Linked DNA regions of Mus musculus: regions 1, 2 and 3 are each linked to region 4. Evidence: chromatin loops called from intact Hi-C (ENCODE). Cell type or tissue: heart. All regions are shown on one strand. Region 1 holds the start of Insr (insulin receptor). Region 2 holds the start of Xab2 (XPA binding protein 2). Region 3 holds the start of Pex11g (peroxisomal biogenesis factor 11 gamma). Region 4 holds the start of Pnpla6 (patatin-like phospholipase domain containing 6).

The links. Peaks named below come from ENCODE experiments on the same cell type or tissue, not always from the same donor. Only the 100,000 strongest peaks of a DNase experiment are listed, where the experiment ranks them.
Region 1: a loop joins it to region 4, with 4 times the contacts of the local background. A loop is called at or near these places in 2 of 42 quality-filtered maps.
Region 2: a loop joins it to region 4, with 8 times the contacts of the local background. A loop is called at or near these places in 10 of 42 quality-filtered maps.
Region 3: a loop joins it to region 4, with 2.8 times the contacts of the local background. A loop is called at or near these places in 3 of 42 quality-filtered maps.

What each region holds. Positions count from the first base shown.
Region 1 is chr8:3,276,704-3,284,703 of GRCm38, reverse strand. It overlaps Insr (insulin receptor), which reads left to right and starts at 5,087. Exons shown (of 21, transcript NM_010568.3): 1 at 5,087-5,675. The coding sequence starts at 5,576. In heart, CTCF peaks have their summits at 4,099 and 6,419 (motif pointing left); DNase peaks (open chromatin) are centred at 4,223, 5,103 and 6,083; H3K4me3 peaks cover 2,644 bases; H3K27ac peaks cover 1,952 bases.
Region 2 is chr8:3,617,553-3,625,552 of GRCm38, reverse strand. Xab2 (XPA binding protein 2) reads left to right here and starts at 4,257. Exons shown (of 19, transcript NM_026156.2): 1 at 4,257-4,325; 2 at 6,460-6,608; 3 at 6,887-7,010; 4 at 7,301-7,498. The coding sequence starts at 4,275. Pet100 (PET100 homolog) reads right to left here and starts at 4,002. Exons shown (of 4, transcript NM_001195244.1): 1 at 3,942-4,002; 2 at 3,125-3,211; 3 at 2,928-2,960; 4 at 1,318-2,329. The coding sequence starts at 3,968. The coding sequence ends at 2,246. Pcp2 (Purkinje cell protein 2 (L7)) reads left to right here and starts at 517. Exons shown (of 4, transcript NM_001129804.2): 1 at 517-551; 2 at 653-767; 3 at 921-1,045; 4 at 1,995-2,184. The coding sequence starts at 549. The coding sequence ends at 2,114. In heart, no CTCF peak of the experiment used is centred here; a DNase peak (open chromatin) is centred at 4,122; H3K4me3 peaks cover 2,546 bases; H3K27ac peaks cover 1,186 bases.
Region 3 is chr8:3,463,435-3,471,434 of GRCm38, reverse strand. Pex11g (peroxisomal biogenesis factor 11 gamma) reads left to right here and starts at 3,787. Exons shown (of 5, transcript NM_026951.3): 1 at 3,787-3,863; 2 at 5,464-5,652; 3 at 7,335-7,513. The coding sequence starts at 3,804. Tex45 (testis expressed 45) reads right to left here and starts at 573. Exons shown (of 9, transcript NM_029598.1): 1 at 502-573. In heart, CTCF peaks have their summits at 2,404 (motif pointing left) and 6,947 (motif pointing left); a DNase peak (open chromatin) is centred at 3,784; H3K4me3 peaks cover 1,699 bases; H3K27ac peaks cover 1,608 bases.
Region 4 is chr8:3,511,911-3,519,910 of GRCm38, reverse strand. Mcoln1 (mucolipin 1) reads right to left here. Exons shown (of 14, transcript NM_053177.1): 12 at 7,046-7,261; 13 at 4,998-5,128; 14 at 4,679-4,897. The coding sequence ends at 4,861. Pnpla6 (patatin-like phospholipase domain containing 6) reads right to left here and starts at 4,500. Exons shown (of 35, transcript NM_001122818.3): 1 at 4,355-4,500; 2 at 3,343-3,401; 3 at 3,162-3,230; 4 at 2,747-2,834; 5 at 2,504-2,586; 6 at 2,256-2,353. The coding sequence starts at 3,366. In heart, no CTCF peak of the experiment used is centred here; DNase peaks (open chromatin) are centred at 3,060, 3,320, 4,040, 4,550 and 1 weaker place; H3K4me3 peaks cover 3,137 bases; H3K27ac peaks cover 2,875 bases.

The DNA of each region.
Region 1 (8,000 bases), 240 kb after region 4:
CTCTTTGTCCATTTTAACAATGCTGTTTTTGAGACTGAGGATTGATCCAAGGGTTAGATGAGTGTCCCACCACTGAGCTACACCCCCAGACCTTTTATTTTGAAATAGGGCTTTATTAAGTCACCTTAATAAATGATGGCTTTGTCCTAGCTCTGAAGCCCAGGTAGCTCTCCTGCCACAGCTTCCTGAGTAGTTGGGATGACACCAGACTGATCTCTTTTGTTGTTTGTATTTTTGAGTCTGGCAGCCAACTTGCTGTGTAATTAAGGATAACCTTGCTTTCCTGATCCTCCTGCCTCTTAACTTCTCAGTGCTGATACTAGCAGGGTGCACCCCATCCCCTGGGGTAGAATTGCTAGAATGGAATACAGTGTTTCTTAGATGCTGCACAGTCACTGGACCAACTGAGCTTCCTCTCTGGTCCAAAGTAATGACTTTGGGAATAAATAAGGAAGTAGTTTATTATGAGCAGCAGGAGAATGACCATATGTGCCATTGTGCATGTGCAGAAGTCAGAGGACAAACTCTGCTGATGATCCTCACCTTCCATCTTATTTGAGACAGTGTCTTATTTATCATGGAAGATGCCAGTCTATCTGTCCTTCACCTTTCTGGGTGATTTTCCAGTCTCCATCTCCCATGTCTTTATAGAACTATTAGGATAATAGATGAGCGCTCTACTTCATCCATGTTTGTACAGGTTCTGGGGTTCCAAACTCAGGCCCACATACTTGTTCAGTGAGCTGTTATTTCTTGAGCCACAGCCCCTGCATCAGCTTTTATGCAGGGACAGAGAGAAACAGTCAGTAACTGTGTGTGCCAATTACACTGGCGGGCCCCACCAATGTAAACAAAATCTCCCCCAACAACAAAACAAAATCTCTTCGGGTGGGAGATGGTTTTATCGTGAGGGAAGCCAGAGGTGAGGCTTATTTTTTAAAGTTTATCTATTACTTGGATCATGGGCAGAAGTTAAGCTGGATGATTGATTATTCAAGGTCTAAGACAGTCCAAGATCAAAATGGCTCATGATCTGTGACATTGCAACATCACAGTGTTGGCTAAAGTCAAACCTTCTTAAGGCTGGTTGTCTCTGGAAAGCAACAGCTACACTCCTGATGTGCTGCTTTGAGCATTTGGTGCCTTCCTGCAACTGAATTGGTGTTAGTTGTTATTATTATTATTATTATTATTATTATTATTTTGTGCAGGAGCACATGACCATGTGTTCTAGTGTATGTGAAGGCAGAACGTCTATCTCTGGGATCATTTCTTAGGAACTGTCTTCACCCGTGGGACCCCCCCCCCCATGTGGGTCCTAGGAATTGAATTCTGGTCATCATGTTTTGTGGCAGGTATCTTAAGATATCTTGATCTGCTAATCCATTTAACTGGCTCCCATTTAAAAAATATTTTTAGCTAATGTGTGTGTGTGTTTCAGGGGTTAACTTGTGGGAGTCAGCTTTCCTTTCCCTCTGTGGGTCCTGAGGATTAAGTTTGGGTTGTATAGCTTGGTGGTAAACATCTTTATGTGCTGAGCAGGTAAACATCTTTTCCTGGTTCCTGACTGTTTTTTGAGACAGGTCTTTCACTGGGAACTGGCACCTAATTTTGGTTCAGCTGGCTGGCCAGAGTTCCAGGGATCTGACTGTTTCTGCCTCTGCAGTGCTGGGGTTATAAGAGTGCCATCACACACTACGTTTCTTTATGAGTTCTAGGGATTGAGCTCAGGTCCCTGTGTTTGTTTAGTGAGCACTTCACCTATTGAGCCATCTCTTCAGCCCTTTTGCTAATTAGTTTTTGATTCAAGGTCTCAATATGTAACCAGTGCTGGTCTCGAGTTCACAACCTTCCTGACTTAGCCTCTAGAACATTGAGATCACAGGTGTGTACTTGGAATCACTCCTTGATGATAGACAATGTTAGAAATTTTGTTTACATCAGACCTTTTACATCAGTCTTCTGGTGGCTTCTTGTTAAAAACCAAAACAAACCAATAACTCAGGAACTGGAGAGACAGAGTAGCAGTTAGGAGCAGTCGCTATTCTTTCAAAGGATCTGAGTTTGGTTTCCTGTCCCACCTAGGGTAGCTCACTCCAGAAGATATAACTCCCTACTACCAAATAAAAATAAGGTTTGGCGTGGGGCATACCTTTAATCTCAGTCCATGGGAGCCAAAGGCAGGTAGATCTCTGTGAGTTCAAGGCCAACCCAGGCTACACAGTGAGACCCTGTCTCAAAAACAAATAATTAAACAATACAAAACAAAACAAACACAAAAGAAAAAGGAAAAGAACAACAACAAAACCCCACCAGGCTTTGAGGAAGTGGCTGAGCTGTATAGTATTTGCCTTCCAAGAATGAAGACCTGAATTTAGAGGTTCTTAAAACACAGATTAAAAAAAAAAACAAAACAAAACTGGGTGCACGTGTGGTGGGTCATGCTAGTAATCCCAGAGTTTGGAAGGCAGAGATGGAAGTTCACTGGTGAACTCCAGGATCAGTGAAAACTCTTGTCTCAAAAAATATGGTCTAGAGGGATGTAAGAAGAGCCCTGATGTTGACTTGTGGCCCCTACAAGCACAGGCGCACTTGTATATGCATATCCACACCCACACATACTACCTTCACAGATGCACACACGAGTCAGGCACACAGTGGTGCAGTGCTGGAGCATCTGCACCCTTTTCATTTCCACTCAGATTCTCCTCTCCTCTCTGCAGCTACAGCACCTGAAAACCTCAGGGCCGTTGCACAAGCCCTGTATACCACGACACGTTTTCTCCCAGCTTGTCTTGACTGGCATCCCTTCCTTCAGATTTCAGCTTCAAGTGCTTTCTTTCCCCCATGGACACTTCTGAATCTACCCCCTCCCTCAACTCTTCACACAGGACATATACACCCACTCTACAAGGAAACAGATCATGCTGATTTTGTGTAACTGGAAATCCCTCATTATAGGTGACACGTAGATTCTTCCAGTGAACAAATATTTATTAGCCCATAGGTCCGTCAATAGATATGGGGGAGGCAGGTTAAAAAGCAATGACAAGCAAGACAATAAATAAGAATGTCAGGGAGGGGTATGTGCTTATGATGGAATGGATGGGAGAAAGGGACCATAAGAACTGAAGGGTGTTTGCAAACTCTGGTCAGGGTAGAAAGCTCATTGGCGCAGAGACTTAGCAAAGAGAAAGAGTGACAGTTGAGGGCAAGGTTGGGGAAAGGCTTTTAAGCAGGAGCACATTTGCATAATGCAAGGACCATGGGCCCGGTGCTAAGGATTGAACCCAGGACCTCATGTGTGCTGGGCAAGTGCTCTACCAAAGAGCCACAGCCCTAGGCTACTACTTAAAAATATTTTTGAAAAAGCATTTATTTATTTATTTATTTATTTATTTATTTATTGCGTGTGTGTACAGGCACCTTTTCTGTGGGAGCTCAAGATTGAACTCAGATCTTCAGGGTTAGCAACAAGTGCCTTTACCTGCTGAGCCATATTGTCAGGTCCACTCTTATTTTGTTTTCTGTTTATTTTATTTATTTTTAAAGTCAGGACCTCATGTGTTCCAGGCTAAGCTCCAATCCTGATCCCCCTGCCTCTACCTTGTGAGTAAAGACATTAAAGACCTGCTTCCCAATGCTTGGCTCTTTGTTTTAGCGCTCTCTCTCTCCTCTCTCTCTCTCTCTCTCTCTCTCTCTCTCTCTCTTTCTGTTTATGTATATGTTTGTATGTGTGTGTTTATGTGTGTGTGTGGTGTGGTGTGCTAGGCCAAAGGTTGACCTTAAGTGTCTTTCTCTATTGCTTGCCACTTTACTTTTATTTTTACCTTTTTTTTTACAGATATTGTCAAACCCATTGCACAGACCAGCAGCCACAGTCCGGGTCTGAGTGAACATGTGAAGCAAAGGATAGAGGACTCTGTACTGCACATATTCCTAAGGCACCGACAGGGTTAGCGCCTCATGATGTGGTTGAGCAGGGCTGCTAGTGAATGGCTTTCTTAGACATACAGCCACCTACTGGTATGTGTGTTGAAAATGGAGTTATGTCTGCTCTGATCCTATATGAAGTTTCTAACGTGTTTCTAGAAGCCTTGTTATGTTCTTCTAGAGTCATTTCCTTATTGATTTCTGCTGGAATTCAGTGCTGGGTGGAGGGGGCGCAGGCCAGGGAATACAGGCTGCCTGCATTGTGGACACGTGGCTGTGGCCTGGAAGCTGGTGCCTCCAAGCTGCTGGGCGGGAGCTCACTGGGGAGGGAACTTGTTGGGCGCCTACTAGCTCCTCGAGAGAGCCAGGGTTGGGAGAATCTCGTAAGACATTGGTAGCATAGGCTGTAAAGAAAAACAGAATCAAAGGTAAAGAATTAAAGTGAATTCCCCACGGGAGTCAAAAAAATAGTAAAAAGGAGTAAAGAAAGACAAAATGTGCTTGGTTGAATCTGGCATCTAGGGGCATATTGGGGTGTTTATGTCCTGGGGTATCTGGCGGCATTTCCAGACTTTAAAATTGTTATTTCGGGGTAATTTGGGGTGTCTAGATCTGGCGGAGATCTAGAGTGTGCTCCAGACCTTTAAATTGGAACCTCGGTGTTACTTGTGTTTGCTGCAGTCAGGAGGGGACCTGGGGGCGTCCCTAGGCTTTTAAACTGGAACCTCAGGCCTGTTTAGTGGTTTTCGAGTCAGGCGGGGATCTGGGGACCCCTAGGTTTTAAAATCGGAACTTTGGGACTCTTTGGGGGCGTTCGTGTCAGGTGCGGATATGGGCAGCTCCGGACGTTTGACAGGTGAGTCTTAGAGTTGTTTGGGTGTTTATGTTACACTGGTATCTGAGAACGCTTACAAGCTTTTAAATCGTAATCTTTCTAAGCCAGCAGTTCGGGGTGTTGGGATTGGAAGAATCTGAAGTGAGCCTCGGGTCTCTGAAGTTGCGGGTTTTACGGGGCAAGGGGGCAAAGGGGCCGAGGAGGCGAGGAGGCGAGGAGGCGTGGCGTTGCCAGCTCTGGCCACGCCTCCCCGAGCTCTGCTGGCTTTCTCCCCCTCCCCCCCCAGCGGGCCTCACTGGAGCGCACAGTCCCTTCCCTGTCTTAATCCGCGCCACCTTTTCCCTTGGCCCGCGCGGGCCCAGCTGACGGGCTGCGTTGTTTACGGGCTGGAGTCGAGCCCTAGCTCCCGCCGCCACCACCAGCCCAGGTGCCCTCCAGTGCGCGCGTCCCTCTGTCTCAGACTCCACACAACGCGACCCACCCAGAGCTGCACGGAGGGCAGAAGCAGGAGACCCGGACAGGAGACGCACCGCGGTGAGCTCTGGACTCTGGGATTGCGGGCACGGGACCGGGCCTGGGTGACCTGCGGGCCGCGCCACGGTGTTGCTTGCGGCCGAGGCCTCTGTGCTCTTCCCGGGACTGTCCCCAGGGCCCTCTAGGCTGGAGAGCTGCGGCCTGTGAGCCACGGGCGTGGAAGAGAAGGACGTGCGGCCCCGAGCGCCTCTCCAGAGACCTTCTCACGGAGTATGTCCCCAGTAGGCCGGCGTGGCGTGCTCTGATCGCCGGGGTCCCAGCACTCCTACTGCTATGGGCTTCGGGAGAGGATGTGAGACGACGGCTGTGCCATTGCTGGTGGCCGTGGCCGCGTTGCTGGTGGGCACAGCCGGCCACCTGTACCCTGGAGAGGGTAAGTCTGGGACAAGAGGCGATCACAGTATGTCGGGGACACTTCTCCCACCGCCCCAGCCAATCTAGAACCCTCACCCTAAGGAGTGAGGGTCGGGGACACCCCTCTCCACCGCCACAGCCAACCTAGAGAATTCTCCCTTTGGGCTGAGTAATGGGGACAACCCTTCCCATTGCTCCATACAACTTAGAGCCCCCCAGGCCCCACCAAGGAGTCAGGGTTACAGACACCCATTTCACCACTCCAGCAATATAGTCCTTTCACGAGAGTTGTGGACATTTCTCGTTCTTCTTCCATCAACCTAGAGCCCCCTCTCCACGGACTGAAGGTTGAAGACTCCCGTAGCGTCCTTGTGTCTATGAAGAGTCCCCTCCCTATAGTGATCATCTTTACACTGGGGAAGGGGAAGAGTGGGTTTGGTGGCCCTGGCCCTGCGTGAAACCCCGGCTGACCTTGGCCTTTGCTCACTGGGCTTGTGGCTCTGTACCCCGCGTGTGTCCATCTCGGGTCTGAGGAACCTTGCCCCAGTGCCCGCCCAGGCTTCGGGTGTCTGTCCCCAGTGCACCTCTCAACTGTGTCTGTTCTTTTCTCTAACCCCAAATCTGTCCTCTGAGGCTCTTTGAGGTTGCTTTAAGTAAGTATGGTTACTGGGTTGCAACAGATTCAGACATCTGAGCAGTTTAAACCCAAAGCCAGGGGTATCCTCTTCGACGGAGGACACTTGTTGGAGAATCGACCCCTTGTGGCTGCTATGTTTATAATTCTCTACTTCCAGATGTCTAGAGGCAAAGTCTGCATACCTTTGGCCCCACAGCAATCATAGTAACAGTAGGGGTAGTTTTCAGGATGGTTATAATTAGAATGATTATGAGTCTCCAGGCTGGTTAGCGCTAGAACCTCCCAGTGTTCCCTGGAGGCCAACATAGTTACATACCCATTTCAGAGAGGGCTAAAATGAGGTTCAGTTAGCCCATTTGTTCAGAGGCTGGTCTTATAGTTCTGTGCTTGGTTATGGCCAAGGCAGGAGGATAGCGAGTTGTTTGAAGCAAGCCCAGCTATTGAGTGAGTTTTGAGGCTAGTTAGACACTGTTTCAAAAAACATGCAATGACAAATGTCTTTTGAGTTACTGGTTCAGCTTTCTCTGAAAATGGAAATTAATTACAATAGGGAAGGGGTCAAGGAGAGAAGGAACTGCCACGCTTTTGTGAATGAGGGAGATGTGTGTGTTGGGAGGAGGGTGCAGGATTATGGAACAGGTTGGGTTGATCTTGTGGAGTGGGTCTGCTAAACTGGTAATGTCTCTGAGGCCCCCAGGATCCGATATACAGAAGGTACTCAATGAGGAATGGCCATTGGTTTGGTTTGTGCCCGAGTGCACGTGTTCGTGCGTGTGCATGTGTGTTCGCGTGTGCACTCCTGTGCCTGTGTGTTTGTAGAGGACCTAGGTTGACATCCAGTGTTTGTCTCTGTCACTTTCAGCCTTGTGTTTTGAGTCAGGGTCTCTCAATGAACCTTGAGTTTGCTGATTTGGCCGCACTGCCTAGCCTGTGAGTGCCAGTTCCCCCTCTCCCTTCACCTCTTTTTATCACTAGAGTTATAGATAGATGTATGCTGAAGTGCTGGCTTTTAGGTGGGTGTGGAGAGATCTGAACTCAGGTTTTCATGCTCGGGCAGCAAGTGCTTTGACTTACTGAGCCATCCATCTCAGTAAGTAAAAACGGAGCCAGTCCATGGTTTGGGTTCTTATTAGAAAAATCCAAGATTGTTAACATCTACATTGCTCTCTGAGGCCTTAAGGAAGTAGGGTTATGTTGTATATGCACCTGTGCACTTGGGCGCATAGTGTTGTACCTTGAGCTCTGCTTTTACATTTTTTGGTAATTGATTGTTTGTCCATGTCTGGACTTCCTGAGCCCAGGAGACAGAGCTTCTGGGGGCTTTTAAATATACATGCAGTGTTCACAAGGATAGGGCCTGGTGTTTGTTCCTCACCGATGTTAGAACCTGAGCAGTGCTGGACACATAGTAGGTGCATATAAACATTGTTCCCTAATGGCACACAGAAAGCCAAGACATTGGGGTTTGTGCAGTAAATATACTGGGTGTGTGGCCAGAGTGTAGCCCTCCCTGTGCACACACAAAATCCCTGGGTTTCATCCCTAGACTTACATAAACCATGTGTGGCGTTGTATGCCTGTCAGCAAGCACTCTGAAGGTATAGGCAGGTCTATCAGGAGTTCAAGGTCATCCTGGGCCAAGTTAGTGATTTTGAGGCCAGCCTGAGCTACGGGTGACCCTGCCTCAAACAACAACAAGAATAACAA
Region 2 (8,000 bases), 110 kb before region 4:
AGACCAGGAGAAAAGTATAGGAGAGATACACAATGGACCAGGAAGAAGAAAAGGGAGAGGGAGGCTCAGACCTTCTAGACAAGGTAAGAGGGCTCTGGCTGACTCCACCATCCGCTTCTTGAGGTCTCGGCACCTGTAATTGACAAGATTAATTCATTTATAGGGCATCTAATTAGCAAGCAAGTCTCTGGAGTCCCCTGACCCAGTTACTATAACACACAGGGGGTATAGGTAGGAGAGTATAAGAGCCCCTCCTCAGGGCAAATGAATGGATTCTTAGTACTGTCCCCCAAGAGATAGTAGGTACTAGGATTTAGGGGCACTTCTGAGCCCCATTTCCCTGGTAAGTGTCCCAACCCCCCAAATCAACCCAAGCCTGGTCTCAATCTAGGACAGTGGTAGAATGCTGTCCCTAGAGTCAGTACCATGTGAAATTGTGCTGCAGGCAGGGGCCCCAGGCTGGGAGGTGGGGGTTGGGGGAGTCAGGGGCAGGTCAGGGAAGGAGACTCAGGTTTCATTTAGAGAAATTCTGCAGACCCGTGAGGACTATGGTGAGAGCAGAGATGGGAAGGCAGGCACTGTTTCGGGTGGATGCTGTCTGGAAGACAGGGAAGGCACAGACCAAACTAAACCAATCACGTCTGTCCCCAAGGCAGGTTCACCGGACCAGGAAGGCTTCTTCAACCTGCTGACCCACGTGCAGGGCGATCGGATGGAGGAGCAGCGCTGTTCCTTGCAGGCTGGGCCAGGCCAGAACCCAGAAAGCCGTAAGCAGGGCGTGATTGGGCCGTGTGTGTGTGTGTGTGTGTGTGTGTGTGTGTGTGTGTGTGTGGCAGGAGTGCTGGGGTTCTGGGATCTTGTGGATCTTGGGACTCAGGATGGGGTCTGTATTCATGCCTGCCTGTCTCTGCTCCAAGCAGAGGGTGGCCCTGCTCCAGAGATGGACAATCTCATGGATATGCTGGTCAACACCCAGGGCCGCCGCATGGACGACCAGCGTGTAACAGTTAATTCCCTGCCTGGCTTCCAACCTATCGGCCCCAAGGTAGGTGATGTCCAGATTACCTGTGAGACTCCACATAGCTCTCTAAATCTATGACCTGTCTCTAGGCAGGAAAGGAGAGGACCCTATGAACACGTAAAGTGCTATGGGCTTAAGGTCAGGTGGCAGGACTCATGCTAGTGCAGAACTATGGCTGGAAATTACAGTTCCTGCTCCAACATCTGTATATTTGGGAGAGGCCACAGGGAGAAAACAGGCAGTTTTCCTGGAAGGCATATGAATGCATACCCCTATAAATCAATGAAGAGTAGGGCTTCTGTTTGGGAGTGTTTTGCTTTATTGTTTTTGAGACAGGGTTTCATGTAGCTCTGGCTGGCATGTTCTCCTACATGTGCATCCTGGGTTCTGGGATAACAGGTGTGAGTCACCATGAGTGATGTATGTGGGTAGGGATAGAACCCAGGGCTTTGATGCAGTCTCTATCAACTGAGCTCCAGCCCCAGCCCTATGTCTGTGTACATTAGCATACATGTTTAGAGCTCCGGGCACACGTGTGCACACGCAGGTGGAGGCCAGAAGTCAATCTCCTGCCCTGGGAGCTTTCAGTGCCCTGGAACTCCAGGTAGATCAGGCTCTCTAGCTAGGAAGCCCTTGGGATCCTCCTGACTCTTAAGCACTGAGATTACAAGTGCATAAACCCACACCTGGCTTAAACTCAGGTCTTCAAATGAGCATAGCAAGGATTTCAATGACTGAGCTATCTTCTCAACTCAACTGTTTGTTTGTTTGTTTTAGTATTTAGCTTTGAACTCAAAATAATCCTCCTGCCTGTTTCTTGAGTACTGGGATTACAGGTATACACTAACAGGCCAATGTCTGACCAAATACCACCACCCTAATTAGCAGACGAAAAAAAAACATTGTTTGGAGGCACTTCTGACTTGCACTTTCCTTGGTCCCCTCCCTCCGTCTGACCCTTCTTCATCCCCAGGATGGAATGCAGAAACGACCTGGGACCCTCAGCCCTCAACCCCTGCTCACCCCTCAGGATCCTGCTGCACTCAGCTTCCGCAGGAACAGCAGCCCCCAGCCCCAGACACAAGCTCCTTGAGAGTTCTAGCCATCCTGGGCCTCCCACTGGCCCCTGAAAACAATAAAACACTTGGCACTAGCAACAAAGAGTTGAGTGTGTGTTATTTTCTGTGGTGGGGAAGGGAGCTGGGACTTGAGGAACTGAAGGTCTCAGGAGCTCTGCTGGGCAGCTTGAAGAAGTCTCTCTTCTTTCTGCTTCCGGATCTTCTGCTTAAATTCTTCTAGCTCCTGGCGCTGGAATGGGGAAAGGGGTGTGATGGGAAGGAAGGAAGAGTACAGGCCTCACAGCCTGGACTCACTCACACTATCCTCCCTTTGGCTTCAGAGTTCAGTATCCACACTGGGAGCCCCATGCCAATCACAATCACTGTACAAGTGAGTTCAGCTTCATCCCTCGGGGAAAAGGTAATATGTGACACCATTTGTGCCCTCCCCTCTTTTTAAGATGGGGTCTCATATACTACAGGCTAGCCTTGAGCTCACCAGGCGGCAGAGAATAGCCAGAATTCTCAATCCTCTTGCATCCATCTCCTGAGTGCTGGAATGCTGGAATTACAGCTTCCTCTCCTGTCTCCCTCTCTCTATCCCCATGCAGCCCAGGCTAGCTTCAATCTGATACTCCTCCTACTCCTCCTTCCAAGTGTCCGTAGGTATACACCATCACAAACAACAAGAAACCTTTATGGAGACAAGGTCTCTAGCCCAGGCTAGTCTGGAATTCCTACTCAGTCTGCTGCTTCCACTTTCCTACCTATGGCTGAGGGTGAAATCTTTATTCCAAGCCCAACTAGGTAAGAGTGACTCAGCTCCTTGGGGAAAACAGGTTACTGACCTGACCCTCCTTCTCTCTTGGCCACAGCTCCCTCTGTGGAACAAAGTCACAGGTGAGAACACAAGGCAGGAGAATCCAGAGCCCCACATCCACAACAGGGTTGACTCATGAGAGGCAGACAATGGATCTCAATAGCAAGTTGGTGCTTCATACCCTCCCTTCCGCAGGAATTATCCATCAAGCACTTTGATACCCACCTTACGCTGGACAACATAGTCCTCAAACCACTCAGCCTGATTGGAGATCCAGAACATAACCACGGGGAAAGTGAGGTAGAGGGACATCTGTAAAAGCAGAGGTGGGTGGAGCACAGGGAGATTGCAGGGAAGCCCAAAGGACAGGTCCGGAGCTCAGCCTCAGGGGCTCCCCGGGAACCCCAGAAATCCTACCCGGAGAACAGAAACCTGGCACCTTAAAGCCTGGTTTTCATGATCAAGCAGATTTTACTCGTAGTAGTTCTGTCCACGACTCCCTTCCACCACCACCACACACAAACACACACACACACACACACACACACACACACACACACAGGCACACGTGCACGAAGGATGTAGAAGAGAGGGAAAGGAAGAGAGAGACTAACAGTCCAAGGGTTCCTACTACAAACACATATCCTTGAGATGTTATTAACTCCCAATCTGATACCCACCCGTAGCATCTCATATAGAGGGCCCTCTTTTTTTTTTTTTTTTTTTTCCAAATATATTCTCCTACTTCTAGAAATCCTATCTGAGACCCATCATGAGCTCTGGGCTCTCCTTCTGGAAACCCCACTCTGGATCTGAAGCCTCCCTTCCTTGAACCACCCTCTTCAGCTCTCCCATCTCTGAGACGCTTCCCTCCATTCTAAGCCCCCACATCTAGTGCTCCTTCTGCTGGGGTGCCAGTACAAGTCTCAGACACTTTCTCTGTGGAACGCCTCCCTGCCTTGCGCTTCTCTCACTTCCAAGATCTATTTTCATTTTCTGAAAGACCCCGGGTCCAGACGTCCAACGCCTAGAACTCACTGACCCGAAACACCTCCAGCTTCACCCCCATCTCGCTCTTCGGTTTTACGAAGCCACTTCCGCCCAAAGTCGACTGTCCAGTAATGCAAAACCTCATTGGTGCTGCCCAAGGGCCAATACGGAAGCGGAGTGGTCAGGAACCCGGGTCTGTGACGTCATCTTCCGGCGCCCCTTTGCTTCCGGTCACTTCCTTAACCACTCAAAATTTAACAGAGCAAGCGGTGCTGTCAAAGTGCGGTGCAGCCAATAGAAAACGGGTCTGTCTCGAAGAGGGCGGGCCTTCTGTGCGTGACGCCACTAGAGCGCGACTCTCGTCTGTACCTGGAGAGCCAGGAAGATGGTGGTGATGGCGCGAGTTCCGCGTTCCGAGCGGCCGGACCTTGTTTTTGTAAGTCTGCAGCGAGGTGGAGGGTGATTCGCTAGGGAAGATCCAAAGCTGGATACCTTACAGGATCGGAGTCTGGCTCTCGGGGGGGGAGGGCGGGGGGGGACTAGACCCCAGTCCATGGGGCGACATGTCAAAACACTGATCAGACCGGGAATAAAGAACCGTACGTACCCTCATGGCTCGAGTGAGGAGCTGCTGTTGAGGTTAAGAGGCCAGGAGGGGAATGAGAGTGAATCGACGTGGATTTTGATAGGCATAGTGACCGGCTAGTGTTCTGGATTCTGGATAACGGCTTGATGCACTCATGGAGATCACCGGTATCTGCCACCTGAGAAGAGGCTGGGGAAAATAATAAGTTAAAAACTTTAAAACTTTGGGTTGGGTGTGGTGGTGAATGCCCTTGATCCCAGAACTTGGGAGACAGAGGCAGGTGGATCTCTGTGAGTTTGCGGCCAGTGTGGTCTATATAGTGAATTCCAGGACAGCTAGAACAAATAGTGAGACCCCTGTCTCAAGAGCAACAAAACAAAACTTTAAAATGTTATTATACAGGCCAGGTATGAAGATAGGTGCGGTGGTGATAGTGTAAGCGTGAAGGATCAAAAGCCTGATGTCCGGGAGGAAGTGTGTGGTGCCTGGATACAACCAGCTGTCCATGACAGCGGCCAGGCCTCTGGCCCTAGTGCTGTGAGACGCTAGGGATTATGGGAAGGGCATAAGAGAAAATAATGGATGGTGAAGATATCCAAAACTCCTTGTATATATGTATGAAATTGTCAAAGACTTCTTAAGAGTGTGAGGATTGGGGCCAGGGAGTGAGATTTACTGAACAAAGCTGATATCTGGGCAGAGTCTCCTTAACAACTAAGAGATCTGTGTGGGCAGTTGAGTGCTGAGAGCCAGAGGTCTAAACTAACACTCTATCTAGCACAGTAGTTTGAAACCTTCCTAATGTGTGATCCTTCAATACAGTTCCTCATGTTGTGTAACTGCCAACAATAAAATCGTTTTCATTGCTACTTCATAATTGTACTTTTGCTACTGTTATGAATCATAATGTAAATATCTGTGTTTTCTGGTGTTTTTAGGCAGCCCATGTGAAAGGGATTTTTTTGGTCCTCAAAGGCATAGTGGCCGTAGATTGAGAACCACTGCTTTAGCTAATATCTGGTGATCCAGCTTCAATAGAGGAAGAAATCATGTCTGGGACCTTGTTGTGTTGTGTCCGTTTGCTTGTTAAAGATGTATTTTTAAAATTATGTTTATGTGGATGTCTTTGTGTGGGTATGTGCATGTGAGTCAGGTGTCCACACAGGCCCTAGTCTAGAGTTATAGGTAATTATGAGCTGCCTGGAATGAGTGCAGTCCTTTGCAAGAGCAGTACATACTCTTCACTGTTGAGCCATGTCTCCAGCCCTGTTTGTTTTTAACTATAGCGTGTATTGTAAGTGCATGGGCTGTGTGTGTATGAATGCGCATTGACCAGAAATAGACATGAGCTGACTTTCCGTTGCTCTCCATCTGACTTTTGAGACAAAGTCTTCTCACTGAACTTGAAGCTCACTGGCGGGCTAAATGGCTGGCCAGTGAGCCCTAGGGATCTAGGGACCTGTTTGTGTTTGCCCAGCACTGGGGTGTATAGATACATAACGCGATGCCTGGCATTGCCCAGCATTGGGGTTTTTAGATACATACTGCCATGCCTGGCATTTACGTGAGTGTTGGAGATCTGAACTCAGGCAATCATGCTTGTGCGTACCAACTGAGCCATCTTTCTACTTCTTTTTGTTTATTTGTTTGTTTGTTTTTAATTTTAACATGTGTAAGAGGCAAGTCATGTGCCTGCCACTGTGTGCATGTGGAAGGTAGAGGACAACGTAAGGAGTTGATTCCTTCCTACCATGGGACTCAGTCTCAGTGGCAGGTGACTCTACCCACTGGGCATCTCACCAACCTCCCATTTGTTTTATTCTTTGCCTCTGAGATGGTGGGAGTATAGACTTGCACCACTGCCTTTTGAAAGGGTATGGAGTTTTTGTAGAAGCCTAGAGTTTGGGGCTAAGCCCCAGGATGGGTTGTGACTCTACTGAGACTAAAGACAGGCTTCTCGTCTCCCCTTCCCTGGCCCTGGCAGGAGGAAGAGGACCTTCCCTATGAGGAAGAAATCATGAGGAACCAGTTCTCCGTCAAATGCTGGCTCCGCTACATCGAGTTCAAACAGGGGGCCCCCAAGCCCCGACTCAACCAGTTGTATGAGCGGGCACTCAAACTGCTTCCCTGCAGGTGCAAATGGCCCTCCCTGTGCTACCCTGCTCATCAGCTCCCACCCCTCTACACCCAGTCACAATACAAGTGACTGTGTGTCCCAGGTGAATGCTGTGTATTCCTTTACTGAAGCACAGCCCCTGATAGGTCACACCTTCCCTCATGTCCAAGCCTGTCCCTTCCCTGTGAGATCTCTTGCCCCTCCTCAGTCCCTTTTTCACCACAGTTGCCTCTAGAACAAAGAAAGGGTTCTGGGGTTCCATAAACCCATCTTATCTGCCTTTCCTGCTCTTTAGCTACAAACTCTGGTACCGATATCTGAAGGCACGCCGGGCACAGGTGAAACATCGCTGTGTGACTGATCCTGCCTATGAAGATGTCAACAACTGCCATGAGAGGGCCTTTGTGTTCATGCACAAGGTAGGGATCTGGAGAGGGGTGTGCGGGCAGGCGCACTCCTGGCAACTATTTCCCCAGTGAGATGTAAAGGGGTATCTTCCTCTTCCTCATAGTGCTCCAGCAAAACAGGGCACAGGTCCACCAAAGTGTTTTATCAGCTTGAGGAAATAATGACTCTCTTGGGCTTATTTACAGAGCCTGGGTGGCAGGTGATGACCCCTATTGCTTCCCTGCTGCCCCTGTGCCCTAGATATGAAGTGTAAGGAAGCTATGGAGCCTGTGCCTCAGACCCCTCACTCCATTATTTTCAGATGCCACGCCTGTGGTTAGACTACTGCCAGTTTCTCATGGACCAGGGAAGGGTAACACATACCCGCCGCACCTTTGACCGTGCCCTCAGGGCACTGCCCATCACACAACACTCTCGCATCTGGCCCCTGTATCTACGTTTCCTGCGCTCCCACCCACTGCCTGAGACTGCTGTGCGAGGCTACCGTCGCTTCCTCAAGGTGAGCACCATTGAAGTGACCAGTTCCTAGGTAGGCTTCCAAACATGGCTCACTGGGATAGGGACCTTCCCAATATGCAATAAATAGGCTGCAGGAAGAGGCTCCGATGAATAGGTACAGTTTATTCATGGTTTCTTTCTTTGTGAGTGTGTGTTGTGTATTTATGTGTGTGTGTGTACACCCATGTATGTGGAGGCCCAACGTTGACACTGATGTCTTCCTCGATCAATCTTTACTTTATTGAGGCAAGATCTTTTAGTGAACCCAGACTAGATTTAGCCAGTTCTAGCTAGCCCCACAGATCCCCTTTCCAGTGCTGTCATAGTTACCCAATGTTTATGTGGGCTCTACAGATCCAAACTCCAGTCCCCACACTTGCAAGGCAAATGCTTTATACCCTGAGCTAACTCCCTTTATACCCTGAGCTAAGCACTGTAACTTATTATCTTTAGTTTTCAAGTCTTTAGCTTTTAGCTTATGCCCACTTCCCAGTGGGCACAGA
Region 3 (8,000 bases), 48 kb after region 4:
TCCAGGGTCAGGATTGGCGGATTTCAAGTTCTGAGCTTGGGTGAGCTCAGGGATTGACAGGTTTTTCTCTTCAGGGATTGATAGATTTTCGTACTCAGGAATTGGTGGGTTTCTGTGGGAAGTTCAGAGCTTGGAGGCTTTTGTTCAGACTTTACACCTACAATTAGCATCTAAGGAGGGTCCTGTTGAGGGGCTAGAGATGACCTTTGTAACTATTACAGATTTTGGAAACACCTTTATGACAGTTAGGGAGGTCTGGCTGAGGGGGCTGGCTACTTTCTTGCCACGAGGGATTACAAAATTTACAAAGTACACAAAGATTGCAAAGTATACAAAATTTACAAAGGGATTCCCCATACCAATATCCAATACCTAGGCTACATCCAACCTGTGTCTTTGGTTAAAGCGGTAGCTTAGTGGTTGTGTGTGTGTCTAGCATATTTGAGATCCTAGGTTCAGATCCGAGTACTATAGGGTACAGGGACAAAGATACAGACCTACCTTACTGGGTTAATGAATCTTGACCTTGGCTCCTGTCTGATCCCTCTGATCCCTTCTGGCCCTGGTTATCCCAGGGGATGGTCTTCTGGTCCTTTCTAGAGGTTAACCCAAGATGGTCTGGCCCAGGTCATTGTGACCTCAAGAGTACTCCCAGATAATGCTGTCACATAGGTGTGACTACCTCTGGGGGCAGCCTTGAGGATCTGGGATTGAATTCTGTCAGAGACTCAAACATGGAATTTGAGTTTTCAGAGCCTCAGTTTTGTAATCTGGGAAATGGTATGGAGAATAGTGATGAATTTAGAAGTAGATGTGTATGTGGGGGTAGGTTGGGTGAGAGTAATATTCTTCATGTTTTTCTGTTTATCTGTATCTTGACGCTGCACTCAGGCACTGATGTCCTTGAGTCCCTGGCCCCTTCTTGTCATTCTAGAGTCACAGACTGCCAAAGAGACAGAAACAGGCCTAGATACCAATATTTCTTTCCAGGGCACATTCCCAGTGATCGAATCATCTTTTACTTCCTTCACCCTTCCCCCCCTTTTTTTAAATGGGAGAGGTAGACAGTTTTTTGTTGTTGTTGGTTTTGTTTTGTTATTTCAAGACAGGGTTTCTCTGTATAGCCCTGGAACTCACTCTGTAGACCAGGCTGGCCTTGAACTCAGAAATCCACCTACAGAAGTGCTGGGATTAAAGGCATGTGCCACCACACCTGGAAACAGTTTTTATTTTAAAGTTTTATTTATTTTATTCATATGAGTACACTGTAGCTGTCTTCAGACACACCAGATGGGGGTATTGCATTCTATTACAGATGGTTGTGAGCCACCATGTGGTTGCTGGGATTTGAACTCAGGGCCTCTGGAAGAGCAGTCTGTACTCTTAACCGCTGAGCCATCTCTCCAGCCCTTCCTTCACCTTTTAAAGCAGTGGTTCTCAACCTGTAGGTAGTGACTCCCACAGGGCTCCCATATCAGATATCCTGAATATTGGATATTTACATTATAATTTATAACAGCAAAATTACACTTACGAAGTAGCAAAGAAATAATGTTATGGTTGGAGTTACCACAGCATGAGGAACTGTATTAAAGGGTTGCAGTATTAGAAGGGCTGAGAACCACTCTTCTAGAAACAAACAAGGGCTGAAGAGACGGCCAAGGAATTAATTAAGCACATATGTCTCCTCCAGAGGACCAAAGTTCGTCCAGCTCATAGCAGTCTGTAACTCTAGCTCTGGGGGATTCAATGCTTGTGCCCTCTGAGGCCACCCATACACTTGGTCTTGAGAGCATATGCTCACATGAGCACACAGCACCTGCATGTGCATACATGCACACACACATAAACACACAAAGAGCAGATGGGGAGAGGACACTGTCTGAATAGCTAGGCTGCCTACCAGCTGAGCTTTACGAATGCAGCTCTCTCAATCATCCTCCAGTCTGGGGTGGCTTTCTAGAGATTTTTTGCGTTACCCTGCTCCCTTAAGCAGCCTCAATAAACTCACTGCTTCACCATATCAGACCTGAGTGAAATAATTTGACCTGAGTGAAATAATTTCTTTGCTTGATTCTGGGTCTTTTCTTTTTCCTTTCCTTTCTTTCTTTTTCCCTCTTTTTAAAAAAATTATTTATTGTTATACACTATATATATATATAATATATGTTATACACACATATATTATATATATAATAAATAATATATACATATTATTTATTGTTATACACTATATATATTATATATATATGTTATACACACACACACACACACACACACACACACATATATATATGGCTCAGTGGTTAAGAGCATCGACTGCTCTTCTGAAGCCCCTGAGTTCAAATCCCAGCAACCACATGATGGCTCACAACCATTCATAGTGAGATCTGATGCCCCCTTCTGGTGCATCTGAAGACAGCTACAGTGTACTTATAATAATAAATAAATCTTTTTAAAAAAAAATACTGTTCTGGGGTCTGTGAATGTGGCTCAGTATAGAACATTAGCTTACCATGCAGAGAGCTCTGGGTTCCATCCCAGCACCACACAAACCAGACTTGGTGGCACACACCTGTCATGCCAGCACTTCTGAGGTTGAGGCAGGAGGACCAGGAGGAGTCCAAGGCCAGTCTTGGCTACAAATTAATTCAGTTGGAGCCCAGCTTGGACTACATAAGATCTTGTTTCAAAACAAATACTCAAAATACTTGTGTCTTCACTCCTCCAAACACAACAAAAAAACAAAACAAAACAAAGCAAAACAAAACAAAACACAGCTGGTTAAGGTGAATTCTCTGGGTGCCCTGCTCAGGTAGATATGGATCAAACACCTTTAGCGATCAACTTTTGTCCTTCCTGGAAGGAAGAGTGGAAGAGAACTTTGACTATTTTGTAGTTGTTTTTACACACACGCGCATGTGCACCACACCATAACTGTGGAGGTTAGAGGACAGCTAGCACCAGAGTGGGTTCTTACTTTCAACTATGCCAGTCCCAAGGATGGAACTCATGTCTTCAGGCTTGACCTACATGCGCCTCTACCAACTGTGCCATCCTGCTGGCCCAGAGCTCCCTATGTAGATCTGGCTAGCCTGGAACTCACGGAGAACCTCTGCCCCCTGAATGCTGGGATTAAAGGTACTTGTTCCCTGCCGAGCTCATTTTTCTTCTAAAGGTGCCTTTTAGCCAGGTAACTAATGATATCTAATATAACATATCTAATGATGTCTTGGAGCCTTGTGCCACATGCCTATCATCCAGCATTTGGGAGACTAAATAAGGAGTGTAAGGCCAGTTTGAGCACATGGTGAGTTCAAAGATAGCGTGAACTAAATGAAATCCTCAAAAAAAAAAAAAAAAAAAAAGAAAGAAATCTAATCACCCCTCAAAGAAAGTGAAAATCAAGATGCCTTGTGAGAGTACACCAGTCACAGATGCTCAGAACAGACAAACTGATAAAGCAGGTACATGAAGCCCACAAGTGAAGCTTTTGATTGTCCCCACTCCCCGCTCCCCCCCCCCCCCGCCCGTAGGCAATGAATTAATTTTTGAAACATTTTGCTTGCGGAGTTGCCTAAGCAGCGGTGGAGCGAATTTCAACAGGCTTAGAAGGTCATTCTGGGTGTCCGTGGGCAGGGAGGACAGACGTGGCAGTAATACATTTGCAAACTGGGTTCGGGCTAGCACGCCTACAAGGTAGCAGTACTCGGACAAAGGGCAGGCAGTTGCGCCTGCGCGGACCTTCGGACCTTTCCAAAGGAGTTTGACCCCGCCCTGGGTGACGTCACGACCGAGTTGCCATGGCTCTGCTGAACCGTCTGGCTTCCGCGCTGGAGTCCCACCGGGTCCGGGACCGCCTGGTGAGAGGAAGTCTGGGGCCTTGGCGGGACCGGAGTGACCTGGAGTTTGGTCAGGTCTCAGAGATGAGGAAAACAGGCCAGAGAGGGGGTCCTAAAGGGACCGGTGTCTTACATGACAGCAGGCTGTCGGCAGGCTGGTGTCTTACCTGAGAACTTCCTACCTCAGCCTCCCGAATTGCTGGGATTACAGGTGTGTGCCATCACACACAGCTTGAAACTAATCATTTCTGATAAGCAAGTGAAATAATAAAAGATCTGGGACTGTAGCCCACTGCATTCCTAGCATAGACGAAACCTTTAGGTCCTTCCTCAGCACCGCACAAACCAGATATATTGGCACAAGCCAGTGATCTCGGCACTTCTAATGGAAAGATCAGGAGTTCAAGGCCAGCCTGGGCTACAGGATACCCTGTCTCAAAACAAAAGAAACAAAGATACAAGGGCGGTGAGCCTGCTAAATTTCCGTGTTCTAAGTGTCTTACTGAATGGCCCCTCTCTAAAGTCTTCCAAGCAAATGGCTATTTTGCCACCTAGACTGCTTTTTCAGTCCTGCTAAAGGCAGAGCTAGGCGGAAGAGCCTTATGCCCCTGCCTGTGGGCAAAGGAGAGCCCAGGAGGTGGGAAATAGTTTTGTTTTCTGTCATTTCAACCATTGGTGAGCAAGCTAGCACTCTAATGGGACTCCCCATGGCAACTCTTCCCCCCCTCCCCTTCCCCTCTCCTCTCTTCCCCTCTTCTTTCTTTGTTGAAACAGGACCTTGTTATGAAGTTCTGGTTGCCTATAACTTACCTTGTAGTCCAGGCTGACCCTGAACTTTCTTGTCCTTATGCCTCAGCTCCCCAAATACTGGCTGGGATGACAGGTGTGCCTCACCACACCCGGCTATGTGGCACTTTTTGGATTTTGATGTCAAGCTCTCCTCTTAACTTCTGCCTTGCCTGGGATGTTGGCTCAATTGGTAGAGTGCTTGTGCATTGTGCACGATTTGGTCTCAGTCTCAAGTACACCAGATGCTTGTACACCTCTCATTCCAGAGTTTGGGAGGTGGAAACAGGAGGATCAGGAATTCTAATCATGACCACGGTGTCTGGTTAGCCTGGGCTACGGAGACCCCGTCTCAAATTAACAAATTAGAATAATGTTACATCTTTTAAAAAAGGAAGAGAGAACGAAAGAAGCTTTCAGTTTTAGCCAGATTAAGTGCCCCATGCTTGTTATTACAGCCTTGCGGATGCTGAGGCAGGGGCATGGCAGTGACTTGCTGGGCTATGCAGTGAGTGAGGTGAACGTGAGACCCAGCCTCAGCAACCAAAAGAAAGAAACAAAAGATAAAAACCTTTCAGATTGGGTTGGCAGTTTGATGACTCTTAGAACTTTCTGGGTTTTTTTGAGACAGGATCTCAGTAGCCCAGGCTGGCCTTAAACTTGGAGGTGATCCTCCTGCCTCTGTTTCTCAAGTACTGACAAGTATAGGCCTGATCCACCGTGCCCAGCAACTCTTTCCAGTTTCCATCCTAAAGTGTCCATGGCTGGGTGTGTGGTAGGGGATTGCAGCTCAGCCATGATTGGAACCATGGTAACCGATTCTGGTCTCCCACAGATCCGGACACTGGGGTATTGCTGCCAGCTGATCGGTGGGGTCCTAGTGGAACAATGCCCCAACAGGTCCGAAGTGGGAAGGCGCTTGCTGGTGGTGTCAGCCCAGTTCAATCATTGCAGGACTGTCTTGAGACTCTTTGATGACCTGGCCATGTTTGTCTACACTAAGCAGTATGGCCTGGGAACAAAGGTAATGGTTAATGGGGCTGTAGGGAGAGGGAAATTGAACTTCCCAAGGATCAAGAGCAGTGGCTTCCATGGATGTTTTAAGGGCTTGCTCCAAAGTGCTTCCTACTGGGTGATCTTACTATTTGTTATGGTAGTATTGGCCACAGAACTGGAGCCTTGCACATTTTACTTAAGCACTTTACTGTTAAGCTACATATACTGCCCCTCAGTGGAGGATTCTAGGCAGGGGCTCTGCTGCTGAGCCATACTCCCAAACTCACCAGGCAGGTAAACTGATCATCTGAGTTTAGATGGACAGAGAACACTCCCCCCCCCCCCCCACACACACACTTCGAAAGTCCCCACATCAGGGGTGGTGGCCTACACTTGTAATCCTAGCACTTGAGAAATAGAGGCAAGTGGATCTGAGGTTTAAGATCTGGGTTAGGGAGATAGTTCAGTCGGTGAAATAATTGTGTAATCCTGAGAACCTGAGTGTGATTCCCAAAACCCATGTAAAATAAGCTGGGGGTGGAGGCCCACATTTGTAATCCCATTTTGGAGAGGCACAGATGGGAAGATCCTTGGGGGAATCCCATTTGCCCAGGCCGCCTGGCCTATTTAGTGAGCTTCAGGACTGAGAGAGAGACAGTCTCAGAAACAAACAAACAGGACAGACTGTGCACATGGCTCAGTGGATAGAGTGCTTGATGCACAAGTATGAGGACCTGAGTTCGAATCTCAGGCCCACATACATCTTGTTAAGGTAATGCCTCTGACAGTAGCATTTCTACAGGGAGGTGACATGTGCAGACAGGAGAGTCCCCAGAAGCATGAAGGACAGCTAGCTTGGTGAGAGGAGTCGGGAGAAAGACTGTCCCCATCAAAATAGAATGCAAGGACTGATGGCAGTGAGCTTGTCTTCCAACCGCCACACACATGCTGTGGACACACACACCTATACTCTCACACCCTCCCTATGTTGACACCCCTCCACTAGGGGAATCACAACTGTCTATAACTCCATCTCTAGAGAACATCACACCGTTTTCTGGTCTTCAAAAGCACTTGCACTAATGTGCATATAACACACACACACACACACACACACACACACACACACACACACACACACACACACCCTAGAAGTCAATCGCATATAGAGTGATTTTGAGACCAGCTTCAGATATATGAGACCCTTTCTTTAAAACAAAATTTGTGGAGCCAGACAGATGGCTCAGCGATTAAGAGCACCTGTTGCTCACAGCTGCTCACAAATGCCTCTACCTCCAGCTTCCAGGGTTCTCATGCCCTCTTCTGGCCCTGGAGGTTACTGCGTACATATGGGCGTGTTTATATGTGTGCTACAGGCACAAAGAAGTAAGTAAAAATTAAGTAACAGCAACAACAAACTTTGGTGTCTAGCCCTGTCCTCCTGCAATGTTTGTGACTTAGGGTTTTGACAGCTCTTGAGGAGATTCCGTTGCTTAAGTTGAGGGCCAGTGAGCTGTCCAGTGAGCATGAGGAGAGGAAGCCAGGCCTAGCTCTTTTCTTGCACAGCTGTTAGCAGTAGGCTGTACTGCCCAGGCACCAGAACACAGACTGTGGTCATGGGGGAGGCTTGTGGGGTCAGAATGGGACCATCCTAGATGGGTAGTGGGGAGGTCTGACTTGCAGGCCTGTCCCCACCCCTTGATTTTATAGGAGGAGGACATCTTCATCCGATGGCTGTCTGTCCTGAGTAATGTGACTGACCAACTGTACTATCCTTGTGAGCATATCGCCTGGGCTGCCGATGCCAAGGTCCTCCGGGTGGACTCTGCTTGGTGGTGGACACTGAACACAGCCCTCTGGACTCTCTCTCTACTTCTTGGAGCTGTCAAGTAAGTGATATCTGCCAGAGGGGCCACCTGAAGTCCCCAATGGCTGTTACCTCAGCAGAGGCCCAAAAGTTGGCCACCCTTCACGTATTAGAATCTCTTTCCTTATATTTATTATTTTTAACTCTGTGTTTGAATGTTTTGTCTGCATGTATGTCTGTGCACCCTGTGTGTGCAGTGCCCCATGAGAAGCCAGAAGAGGATGTCATATCCCTGGAACTGGAGTTACAGTTGTGAGCTGCTGTGTGGGTGCTGGGAACCAAAATCAGGTACTCTGCAAGAGCAGCCAGTGCTCTCAGCTGCTGAGCCATCTCTGCAGCCCCCCCCCCCAATGTTTATCCCTCTGTTTTGTTTCTGGTAAGGTAACTGCTGTAAAAGTTGGCTACAAATGGGATCATCTAAACAACAGGTCATTTAGTTCACAGTACTGGAGGCCAGAAGCTTGAAATTAGCTCCATGGTGTAAAGTCCAGGTGGGGCAAGGCCAGGAC
Region 4 (8,000 bases):
GTGTGTGATGTGTATGTGTGTGGTGTATGTAGTGTGTGATGTGTGTGTCTGTATGTGTGTGAGTGCTCAGATGCTCTCTACCTTATCTGTTTGAGACAGGGTCTCTCCGTGGTGTGGAACTCACTGCTGGCCAGTCAGTGAGACCCAGGGATCTGCCTGTGTCCAGCTCCCCAGGGCTGAGATGGCAAGTAAGCTATCATACCCAGATATTTTCCTAAATATGGTTCTCAAGATTAGCCCCAGATACTGATATTTGCAAAGCAAATAGTTTACCAACAGTCTTTCTACCAAAATCATAAAAAGGTCTGTGATAAATACACTCTTGAAAAAGACCTTAGGGTAGACCTCATGATGCAAGAAGATCCCAGAACCATCTCTTAACTTACAGAGATCCCTGGAAGAGCCTTCTCAAAGACACTGATAAACATCTGAGATAATGTTCCTAAGTTTCTAATGCAAAGGAATTATTTTCTTTCCTTTTTTTTTTAGATTTATTTATTTTATTTTATTATATATGAGTACACTGTAGCTATCTTCAGACACTCCAGAAGAGGCCGTCAGATCTTGTTATGGATGGTTGTGAGCCACCATGTGGTTGCTGGGATTTGAACTCACGACCTTCGGAAGAGCAGTCGGTGCTCTCAACCCCTGAGCCATCTCACCAGCCCCAGGAATTATTTTCTTAAAAATTCAAATTTATATCTGTTTATCTAGTGTGTGTGTATGTGTGTGTGTTGTGCAGGTCAGAGGACAACTTGAAGGTAAGTTTTCTCCTTTCCCCATATGGGTCCTAGAGATGGAGCTCATATCTCCAGGCTTGATAGCAAGTGTGTTTAACCACTGTGCCATCTTACTGGCACACAAAGGAATTCTTAAAAAGGGAAGCATGACGGGCATAGGCTGTCATTCCAGTTACCCAGGAAGCTGAGAAAGAAGAATCACACGTTCAAAGCCTGCCTGGGCTATAGAGAAAGTTCAAGGCCAACCTGGATAACTAAGCAAGACCTTGTCTCAAAAAAATAATATAGGGCTTAAGTTTAGCTCACTGGCAAAAACGTCTGCCTACCATGGTCAGTCTCTGAGTTTAACACTGTATACTGCAAAGTAAGTTAAATAAATTGGAAAAACAAAACAGTAGAGCCAGCAAAATGGCTTGTGGGTAAAGGTACTTTCTCCCAAGCATGACAAACTGAGTTCAATCTGACATCCACACAGTGGAAGGAGAGAGCCAACTGCCATGCACATGCTAGGAGATGCCAAGCAGGGCGTGGTGACGCTCGCCTTTTATCCCAGCCCTCAGGAGGCAGAGGCAGGCGGATTTCTGAGTTTGAGGCCAGCCTGGTCTACAAAGTGAGTTCCAGGACAGCCAGGGCTATACAGAGAAACCCTGTCTCGAAAAACAAAACAAAACAACAACAACAAAAAGAGTACATGCCCACATACAAACACATACACAGTAAATACATTCTAAGTAATAAAAAATTCAAGTAAAGTAGGGGTTAGTGATAGTTCAGTGGCAGAATGCTTTCTGCAAAAAATGAGTGAATGAATAGGGATGTGGCTCAGTTAGCAGCATGATTGCCTGGCATGCAAAAAGCCTTGAATTTAATCCTCAGGATCATATAAACTAGGCATACTGACACATACCTATAATCCCAACATGAAGGAGGACTTGAAGCCCAAAATCAAAACAAACCCAAGCAAATAACAACAATGACGACGATGACAACAACACACAACAACAACAACAACAACAACAACAACAACAACACACACACACACACACACACACACACTATGTGAGCTAGCCCCCACAGGGCAAAGAACTATACAGGGTGAACAACACAGACAACTCCAAGAGAGATGCTTTCCTGTGTGGATAGAATGATTTCCCTGGAGAACAGAATTTCGAAACAGCCCCTCCACCTAGTCATGCAAATATCTGAGATAACTGCAACATGCCGCGTTGAATAAACTCTCCAATAGGTGTAGATTCCTAAATATACGGCAGATAGCTTCCAGAAACTGGGAAACATTATGAGACAAGCCTTAAGCGACCAGCACGCCCACACCGGAAGTGTCATGTCTGAGATGGCAGAACCCTGAGATAGCCCCTGCCAACTGAGGGCCTTGAGATGTCCCTCTACTATGGGAATATTTCCCAGACAATCAGTATGTTTCAAGAACTTAGAAATGCAAAAACTCCGGTGTGAGCTGACCCGTCTCATACCCAATACACTCAGAGTCTGCCTTACTTCTTGGCAATGTTAAGCATCTTCAGTTTCTTCTTCATGCGGGGCCGGGAAGTGGTGGAGACTGATGTGTCCACCAGGGAAGAAGTGGACTGTGACACCTGGGAGAATTTAGAATATTGAGTCAATTGGAGGGAGAGGAAGGAGAGCTCTAAGGAGATCTAAGAAGGCAGAGAGGGTCACTAACGTGTAAATAGGAAAGGGCTGGGCTGCTGTGGTCAGCCAGACCAGCAGTAGGTCTTGGAACTCACCTTCCGCATAATCTTCCGGCCATAGAAAAGCACTTTGTCCCGCTTCCGGAACCGATACCGGGGACCCTCCGGGGCTGGAGTTTCTGGGGATTGGGGACGGGGAAGGGGGTGGAGGGAAGATGGTGCTTTGAGCTCCACGCAGGCTTCAACAAATCCCCACCCCAGCCGCTTGGTTTCTCCAGGTTTTGCAGCTTCCCCTCCATCCCTATAGTATTCCCTCAAAGGTTCCCCCCGAATCCTCACTCTGCACCCGCAGCCTTCGCACCACCAAGAGGATGAGCACGGCGGTGACCAGCACCGCCACTCCGGCCCCGATCATCACGCCCAGCACCTGCGGAACGAACGGCACAGGCTGGGCAACGCATATCCGTCTCCCCAAGCCCTCCTCCAGGGTCTTTTGAATCACCTCTGCCCCGGAGGAGGTTGTATTCAGTTCGTGACTCGGTGTCCCCATCTGCAGAATGGGTCAATGCGGTTTCCTTCCCATCCCCCTACGTGGGGGGAGCAACTAAGCCTTCCGAGAGACTAGGTCTCCCGCTATGCATGCCGGGAAACGTAGTTTCACCTGCACATGCCTGGTTCTCGGAGAGAGAATCGCGTGGTGCACGGCAAGACCGCCGGGAGTTGTAGTCCGGTACAAAAATTCCCCAACTCTTACCATTCCGGTTTGCAGTGGGGCCTCCATCGATTGTTTCGGACTAGGTAGCAGGTCTTGTAGCCTGCAGTCCTGGAAATCGAGGAGCAAAAGGGACCAGAACAAGATGTCAATCAAGCCTACCCAGCAGCGCCTACAGGCTCCTTACCCCTAGCTCGTCTCACAAGCCACGCCCCCTAGATACCTTTGGCTGGAGTGACTCCTCCATTCGCCGGGGTTGGGGTGAGAGCGTCTAGAGGGGTACTGCTAGACAGAAGGATAGGGGCAAGTTGATTTCCCCGCCCAGATCAAGGGATGAGACCAGCCCCCAGCTCTTTGTCCTACTTCACTTATGCATAAGGCGGACCAGACTCCGTAACGTTTTCATCTGCACCCTGTGGCCAAAAGGGTAGCCGTCCTGGCACCCACAGTCAGCAGCTCGCTGGCAGGTGCCCTTAAGCCATGATCTCTTCTGGCAGTGGTTCCTTCCTTAGCCTGGCCTTCCGTATGTCTGACTACTCTTGATTAACCAACCCTTAGGCGAGACCCCTTCCTACACCCTGTAAAGACGCGATGTCTCACTCCAGAAGAAACCAGGACCTGTAAGCCAGGAGGCTGAGGGACAATTGGACTTTGGGCTCCTGACCCAAGCCTGGGCCCATCAAGGAAGCTGGGGCGTGCACTGGAAGCACTGCTGTGCAATCTATTGAAAAGGGGGCTCTAGGGCCATCGGAGTAAGATGAGCTCCCAAAGTGTTATAGGCTCGGGCTTGGAGATTTAACTGTCACGTAAAAGGAAAGTTACCGGGTCTCGCGGTGCGGAGCATCCCTGGGATTAGTGAAATGATGCAGGATGTGTAACCAGGGACGCCGGAATTGGGGGAGGGTAGGAGGAACGACGCACTGGAAAGTTACTGAGATCCGGAGATACACATAACTACTTAGGAGTCTAGGAGCTTCCAGGAAGATACCGGGGAAGGTAGGAACGCTACCGGGACTCTCCTGGGACGCTGGAGATCTTTCTGATGCCTTTAGACTATTATTAATGGGAATTTAGAAGGATCGCAGGGCCCTGAGATGTTACCTGGAAAATTGTTAGATTGACTACTTCCATTCCGTACTCCAGGTCGCATCTGACTACCGATGCGGAAACACCGGGACAAGGAACTTAGGAATGGGGGTGGGGTGGTATTGGAGCATCAAAAAGTCGGGACCTACCCGGAATCAGGACAAATCGATCCGGGGCAAAGCTGAAGCTCTCTAACAGTCCTCGAAGGGACACCTTTGCTCGGTCGATGGAAACTCGTACCATTCAGGAGCTGCAACCAGGTCCACCCAGCTTCGGCCAACACCCCTAGTTTTCTGCCCGCTGCCTCAGACGCGGCACCTTTAAATTATTCCGCTGCAGGACACGCCCCATCCCCGCCTCCCGCCATGCTTGGAAGGTCGCACTGCGCCAGCCATGCCTAGTGTGGCGGCCTCTTAAAGGAGCTGACGATTTATGAAAGGGCTGCCTCACCTGTTACAAATTAGACCACCGCATTTACATTCCCTTTTATTTAACAGCCGCCCTACATGCCCTCCCTTTCCCCTGTGTCCGATTCGATCAGCCCAAGCCCTCACAAGGCCTGTCAGACGCAGATCTTTTAAAGCAAATTCTAAAAATAAATAAGCTGGGGTCCCAGCAGTACATGGGGATAAAGTCTAGTGGCAATCATCTTGGATCAGTTCACCAGCAGCGAATGGTCCTCCGGGGAGTCCCTGGAAGAGAGAAATGGAAAAAAGAGGCACCCAGTCTCTCTGGCACACACTTCTTCCCCCAGCCTCTAATCAATCCACAACCCAGATCTGGGGCTCCAACCTTCCACAGCAGCAGAAAAGGCTACAAGCTGAGCCACTGCCACGACGGAACTTGCCAGATGTGGGGCTATCCTGGCACTGCTCGATGTAGGCCTGGAGCTCACTCTTCTCTGTGCCAGTACCTCCTGGGTGCTGGAAAGAGACGATTCCCCGAACTCAGCATGAAAGATGGTCCTGACCTCTAGTGCTCTTTAGGTCCGGCCAACTGGACATCCTGCTGTTGCTCTGATGTGACCACTCTGGGTCTCATTTCTGGACCTTTGCTTTGTGGCTTGCTTCACTGTAGAAATCTTCCCTATCCCCGGATGTGGCCGCAGGTCTCAGGCTCATTGGTTCAGTGCCTTCTGCTGCGGGCCAGAAGCCTAGACTGGTATTTAGTAACCCAGCATCTCAGCTGGAACAGTGTAAAAGAGTTAGTGGGCATAAGGCCTGAACTCCTGCATCCACGGGTCCTGCGTGATATCCAAGTGTTGCAGCGAGACTCAGTGTGGCTGCTTAGGGCCTGGGTGACAGTAATGTACCTGTGGTAGAGCTTCTATCCATGTGGGAAAGAGTGCACACATCCACTGCCAGTGCCTCAGAATGAGGCAGAGTCCCCGAACATTCTCCCTGTGACTTCCTGGCACCACTGCTATTTCTCCAGGTCCTTTCTGCCTCCCAGTCTTTGGATGTTCCTTTCTACAAGTATGCTCTTCCTCGGGCTCCCATCTCCTCAATCTAGAATTCTCAAGAGATGAAGGGAATGTCCCAAGCAGCCACCTAGCTGCACTGACTTTTGGATAGTTATGTATATTTGCCTTGTGTGTGTGTGCATGTGTATGTGTGTGGTGTCTTATAGGGTACAAAGAAGAAGTAGCATTCCTGCAGGCTGTAGTTTCCTAGATGAGAGCACAGAGGACTGTGGGGTAGCAGGGAGGCAGAATTTACCCAGCAAACATCTTGTAAGGAGTCTGGGGGGCTGGGTATCAAGGAGAATCAAGTGGTCATTGTCTATCTAGTGATAGTGAGGAATATGAATGGTCTGTGTATGGACAGCAAGTAGCAATAGGTATAGAGGAAACATGGAGGGTTGTACAGGGGGACCCTGTTGTCCCTGCTGTAGTTGGGTATTAGGGTGGTCTTGAAAAAGCCCCTAAGCTGAATGTGTGTCTCAGCTGGTAGAGTGACTGCATAGTATGCAGGAAGTCCTGATTGCTACCCCCAGGACCACATACAATGGAGGTGATAGTATGCATCTATCTATAAGCCCAGCTCTCAGGTGGTGGACACTGGGCAGACGTTCAAGCTCACTCTCAAAGGAAAGATCTTAACAGACATGTGAGAAGGTTCAGAGGGGAAATAAAAGTTTTGCCATCAAACCTGATGACTCCACATGGTGGACGAAGAGAGCTGATTTCCACAAGTCGTCTCTAATTTCCAAACACACTGTGCTGTGCACAACCTCCTCTCACCCCTAAATAAGTAAATGGTTTTTAATAAAAGATGGTATGAGAGAGGGAGGAAGCCAGTGAGATGGTGTGGCAGGTAAAGGCACTTGCTGCAAAGCTGGTAACTTGTGTTCAGATCTATGATCCATACAGTGAAGGAGGAGAACCAATTCCTGTGGTTTGTCCTCTGATACATGTAACATGCATGCACACGCACACACACACACACACACACACACAGAGGGGGGGCACATACACACACACACACACACACACAGAGAGAGAGAGAGAGAGAGAGAGAGAGAAAATACTGGCACATTTTTGTACCCATGAGGGACCATGGGAGCCCGTCCCTTCCTGCCCATCCAACTGAATCCAGTTATGGTACATCCTAGGCTACTCTTCCAGGATGACTCAAACAACCCCAACTACTCCAAACCCAGTTCCTGGCCACTCTTCCTTTGGACTTTATATAGCTTCTGAGTCTTACCTGTTCCAACTATTGTGAAGCCAGGACAACTTTGTGAAGCCAGGCGACTCTTGGAACTCAGGGCTGAAAATGTTCAGGGGAGGGGAAGGGGAAGCCAGGACTCCCAGGGAGGAGATGGTAGAGATGGCTGACCTTGATGGTGTCATAGGCGCCGGTGATGAGTGCAATGAAGAGGCTCAGCACCATGTAGATGAAGAGGCTGATGAAGGAGTAGAGGTACAGCTGGGAGAAGAGCCACACCAGGCTGCTGTGACCCTGCTGGGCCTGCATGGCCGCGAACGTCACAAACATGTCGTCTCCGTTGATGAGTGAGAACAGACACTCAGAAACCATGGACAGCGAGCGGAACTGTAGGCAGTGAGGTAGGTGAGAAGATACATGAGTGGGGGGGGGGCTGTTGGGCTCACTAGGGGTCAGTGGGCAGGAAGATGGCAACTGGGCCCATCTGAGGGTCATCATATCAATACAAGGTCATGGAGTCAACAGAAAGGTCACAGGGTCAAGGGCTGGTTCCTCAGAGGGGCTGACAGGTGGAGTAACACAAACAAGACAGTCATCAGTGACCACAAGAATGACCAAGTTGTAGAGTCAACGTCAGGAGCATTGAGGGTCTGAAGGGACAGAACACAAAACTGCTACAGGGTGCATAGCAGGCGGCTCAGCTGGTAAAGTTCTTGACTAGAAAGCATGAGGTTTCAAGTTTGATCCCCAGCACTTACATAAAAACCTGGGTGTGAAAGCTTGTAATCCCAGCACTGGGGAGGTGGAGACAGGAGGATCCCTTGGAGCTCACAGGCCAGCTAATTTATCCTAATCATGAGCTACAGGCCAATTAGACCCTGTGTGGATATTTTGCCACCTGCTTTTAATCCCAGCACTCTGGAGGCAGACATATGCATGTCTGTGAATTTGAGGCTAGCCTGACTTGTACAGTGAATTCCAGGATAGTCAAGGCTACACTGTGAGACCTTGTCTAGAAACAAAACAAACCTATTAGGTGAATGAATTTTTAGAATGATAGTAAAGGCTGACCTGTGGCTTTCACATACATGTGTATACAGAGTACATACACGTACACACACACACA